Linked DNA regions of Mus musculus: region 2 is linked to region 1. Evidence: chromatin loops called from intact Hi-C (ENCODE). Cell type or tissue: left cerebral cortex. All regions are shown on one strand.

Region 1 (2,500 bases):
CCTGGGGTATATAGGGCCCTTTATAGAAAAAGAACAAAAGAACATGACTGTCCCCGGAATTTCCCAAAATATTGTCACAGGTCTCAAGGGGGTCATTAGCTGTCAGAGTTAATACTCACTAATGTGATCAACTGTATAAACGGAGAGGCCACCAAAGCCACAGACAACGCTTGACATGTGAGTTGCTGCCTTTGTAAGATGGCACTAGCCTAGAGCAAAGAAATCTCCAAATCTCCAGGATGCCTAAGGACCTTCTGGCAGCCTTGCTAAAGTAGCAAGTTCCTGCCTCCAGCCACCCTCACTTCCACCCCCTCAACCCTGATATATTCTGCATATTTACAGGATTTAGCTGCATATTTAACAACTCTGAAAGTGGTTCTGGTTCAGTTGATATACAAGCAAAAATATGCCTTCAGGTTCTGCTGATTTGATTGGTGGGATTAAACCAGCCTTCTTGCAGTCATTAAGTTGCAGGGACTTGCTAAAATAGCAAGGAACATGGAGGCCCACACCTGTACCTTCAGCACCTGGGAAGTAGGGGCAGGAACATCAGCTCACAGGCATCCTTGGCTACACAGTGAGAATTGAGGTCATCCTTGCTTACATGAAACCTTATTTAAAAACCAACAACAACAAAGAAGCTAGTAAAAGCAGCTAGAGTGTATTTGAAGTCTTAAAGCAAAAACACTGTTGTCTAATATAACAAAAGGCTTTATTTCATTTCTCTAGTTTCTTAAATAATGTTACACAAAACCAGGTAGGCTTTTCATTTTACTTTGTTTTTTTTTTTAAGGAGTGAAGGAAGTCTTATTCTATAGGGTAGACTATTCTTGAACTCTACTCACAGCATCCTAGCCTTGGAACTTTAGGCATGAGCCCCCACTCTTGTCTAAAGTATGTTGTTTTAACTTAAAAATAACCCCCTTTTTTTTACTATGTACCTCTCAAAAAGTGGAAAAAATATTTATGCACTAATGGTAGAATATATATTTTACTAGTGATCCTTGCCTACAGCTGGATCACTGCATAGGCCCTAACTAAGGCAAAAACATGCTTCCTAACGTTATTTTAAGTGGGGGAAATCTCAGGAGCTAACTTGGCAGGCACTACACCACTGACCTACATCCTTCAGCCCCGTAACTTTTGCAGCTGAATTTTTTTAAAAAGATTTATTTATTATTATATCTAAGTACACTGTAGCTGTCTTCAGATGCACCAGAAGAGGGCATCAGATCTCATTATGGATAGTTGTGAGCCACCACGTGGTTGCTGGGATTTGAACTCAGGACCTCTGGCAGAGCAGTCAGTGCTCTTAACCACTGAGCCATCTTTCTAGCCCGCAGCTGAATTTTTTTAAACTTTTTTTTTGTTGTTGTGGTGGTGTTTTTTGGTTTGTTGAGACAGTCTCACTATGTAGCTCTGGTTGGCCTGGAACTTATTATGTAGACTCAAATTCATAGATATCCTATACGTTTGCCTCCCCACAAACTGGGAGCTGGGGTTAGTGTTCTCCCCCACCCGACTATGTTGGTAGGTGCTTAGTGGTTATAAGCCTCCCAATGGGGGTGCTAGAAACTGAACTCTCCTCCAGGAGCAGTAAGTGCTCTTAGCTACTGAACTGTCTCTCTAGACCCACAGTAGATTTTATAGAGCTAATAAAAGAACTAAAGATCCAAGCATTTCAAGAATATTTGAACATAGTTCTAATAGCAGCATGTCTGCTTAGTGGAAGGTGAGCTTTCAATAGCATTTCTGTCTTTGGAAAGAGTTACCTTATAGTAAACCCTGGCATTTGCTGGCTGTTTTGCTGCTTGGGACCTCCTCTTCAAACCATTTACCTCAAGCTTCTTTGATTTTCCTTTCCTTTTTGTTCTGGTTCTAGGAATGGAAGAAAGCAGGAGTTGAGCAGCTACGGCTCAGCACAGTCGACATGACTGGGGTCCCAACCTTGGCCAATCTCCACAAAGGAGTCCAGTTTGCTCTCAAGTACCAGGCACTGGGCCAGTGTGTCTATGTGCATTGTAAGGCTGGTCGATCCAGAAGTGCCACAATGGTGGCAGCCTATCTGATTCAGGTAGGAAAAGTAGCGCTGGAGTAGCCTTGGTACAGCTTTCCAGATGTTCAGTAGCATTGTGTACTGACAGGCCTTGCTGGAGTGAGCCATTACCCACTTCTAGGCTGTCAGAAGGAAATATGGCATCATGCCAAACAGCCATGCTTTGTGCACAGGCCAGCTTCTCTGGTCCTGCCCTTACCAGTCAGGATAGATAAATGTGGATTCTCCTCTCTGATGCTGTTTCTTTAGCTTAAATGTGACAGGAAACTTAAATGAGAAGGTATGTCAAAGTGCTTGCCTGCACAGGTCTTAAAGAAAAAAAAAAGGAGTTTGATTGTTAAACCCAGCAGAAGACTGGAAGAGCCTTATTTTTTGTTTGTTTGAGATAGTATATTGTTATATAGCCCTGAATAGCCTGGAATTCATTATAGAGACTGGGCTATA
Region 2 (2,500 bases), 54 kb before region 1:
ACATTGTTTTTTTAAAGTCCACTATTTTGGAACTTAGGAAACCACACATAAAGAAAAGGGCCTGAAAGAACCTGTTCTCTGCCTTAAGTTGTTATGAATTTGCTAATAATCTATGACTTGCATTAGAAACAAACAAACAAACAAACAAACAAACCAACCTACATACATCCAAGGGAAAGTGCAATCTTTAATTCAGAACTCCAAATATTTCACCAGGAGGTGGTGGCACACTTGCATACCTTTAATTCTAGATTTGGGAGGCAGAGACAGGCAAATCTCTGAGTTCAAGGCAAGTTCTAGAACAGCCTGAAAAGCCCTGCCTTGGGGGGTGGGGGTGGGGGAAATCTAAGGCTAGAGAGATGGCTCAGTGGTCAAGAGCACTGGCTTCTATTCCAGAGGGCTAGGGTTCAATTCCAAGCAGCCGCATGGCAGCTCATAACTACTTCTAACTCCAGTTCTGACATCCTCATACACACATACATGCAAGAAAGACACCAATGCACATGAAATAAAAATAAATGCCTTTTTAAAAATTTTTCAGCTGGGCAGTGGTGGCGCACGCCTTTAGTCCCAGCACTTGGGAGGCAGAGGCAGGTGGATTTCTGAGTTCCAGGCCAGCCTGGTCTACAAAGTGAGTTCCAGGACAGCCAGGGCTACACAGAGAAACCCTGTCTCAAAACAAACAAACAAACAAACAAATAAAAATTTTCACAAAAATGGGTTCCATCTTGCTGAGACAGAGTTATGCTACACAATCCAGACTGGTCTGAAACTTGATATTTACTTCATGCTGGCCTCCTAACTCAAGATCTTGCTGCCTCAGCCTCCCAAGTGGTGAAATCAGTCACGCGCAATCACATCTGGCTGTTTGGGATTTTGTTCTTATTGTTTTAAAAAACAAACAAACAAACAAACAAACAAAGAAAAAACCCAAACTGATTATTTACCTGTCTAAATTCATTCTTTATGGTATTTGTTTATAATGTGCCAGACAGAATGGTATTTTTGTTATTCTGGATGGCAATTACATGGTCAACCACAAACTCCTTTAGCATCACGTCTTGTGAACAGATCCCTGTTATCCTGACAAAATTCATAGAAATTCATAGTTTCGGACCAGGCAAAAGCTTGCTTGTCCTTCCATTCCATCACCCACCTCTCAAGACTGGGGGTTAGGATGAGATTAAGAAGGAAAGGGCTGAAGATATAGCTCAGCTGATAGAATGTTTAACTAACGCATACAAAGCCCTGAGTTTAATCCCCAATACTCACAAACTCAAACTGGTGGTACATATAATCCCATCATGAGAGAGAAAAAGTAGCTGCAGGATCAGGTGTTGAAGGCCATATTTAACTACATAGTAAATTTGAGGTTGGGCTGGCAAGATGGCTCAGCAGGTAAGAGCACCGACTGCTCTTCAGAAGGTCCTGAGTTCAAATCCCAGAAACCACATGGTGGCTTCACATCCACTCGTAATGAGATCTGACGCCCTCTTCTGGTGTGTCTGAAGACAGCTACAGTGTAATTACATATAATAAATAAGTAAATAAATAACTGAGGTTATCTCTCAATGGAAAAAAAATCAAATAAAGGTGTGGGTATGTGTCATAGATTGTAGCTCAATGGCAAAGAGCTTGTCTAGTGTGTATGTGACCCTAAATTCAATCACCATACAAAAAACAAACAAACAAACAAACAAAAACCACCCCATAATATATTTACTATAAACCTACGGACATAGATTATTATTATTAAAACCTACCACCAACTCTAAGTAATAACAGCATTCTCCATTTCCAGTTTCTGGTGCTAACCAGGTAACTTTGTGAACACTGATTTTTCTTCTTTAAAAAAGGTCATTATCACAGGGAGGAAAAGATGCATGTCATGCAAGTTTGTGCAGGTAGATGACAACTCTGTGGAGTTCGTTCTCTCTTTCCACCTTTACATGGGTTCCAGAGATCAAACCCAGTGCCAGGCTTCTGCAGCAAGCACCTTTACGCACTGAGTCATCTTGCTAGCCTCTTTTCTTTTTGAAATATAGGCTCATGTATCCCAGCTGGCCTTTAACTCACTACTACTGACCCTTCTATCTCTACCAAGGTGCTGGAAGTATAGGCATTCAACAGCATGCTTAACTTATGATGTGCTAAGCAATCCCAGGGTTTCCTGGACGTCAGCTAAGCACCCTACCAACTGAGATGCACTCCTAGTTAGTTTTGTGAAATTGTTGAACATCTTTATGTATTTTCTTATATGAAAAGTAGTTACAAAAATAGTATGTACTTTTTTCAGTGTGTTTATCAGGACTCGAATATATAACATGTAAGTCACAGAAAATACTCAAATAAGCACCCATTACTGTTATGCTTCTAGATGTGAAATTTGGCGCCAGTAGAAAGGAAGTACCAGAAAGAAAGCTTTAATCTTTAGCCAGATGATCATATCTCTTCAAAATGGCTACATGAGTAGAAAGGAAAGATACAAGTAAGAAGTAAA

What was found. Hi-C counts contacts between places; a loop is a spot of excess contacts. Peaks named below come from ENCODE experiments on the same cell type or tissue, not always from the same donor. Only the 100,000 strongest peaks of a DNase experiment are listed, where the experiment ranks them.
Region 2: it touches region 1 in a loop (2.2-fold over the local background); 1 of 42 quality-filtered maps calls a loop at or near these places.

The regions. Positions count from the first base shown.
Region 1 is chr2:90,913,558-90,916,057 of GRCm38, reverse strand. It overlaps Ptpmt1 (protein tyrosine phosphatase, mitochondrial 1), which reads left to right. Exons shown (of 5, transcript NM_025576.2): 4 at 1,883-2,074. Among named protein-coding and RNA genes, the nearest start is that of Ptpmt1, 3.2 kb to the left of the region's middle. In left cerebral cortex, a CTCF peak has its summit at 1,199 (motif pointing right); DNase peaks (open chromatin) are centred at 358 and 2,117; H3K4me3 peaks cover 78 bases; H3K27ac peaks cover 1,450 bases.
Region 2 is chr2:90,967,432-90,969,931 of GRCm38, reverse strand. All of the region lies in intron 1 of Celf1 (CUGBP, Elav-like family member 1), which reads right to left. Among named protein-coding and RNA genes, the nearest start is that of Celf1, 28 kb to the right of the region's middle. In left cerebral cortex, a CTCF peak has its summit at 1,513 (motif pointing left); no DNase peak of the experiment used is centred here; H3K27ac peaks cover 715 bases.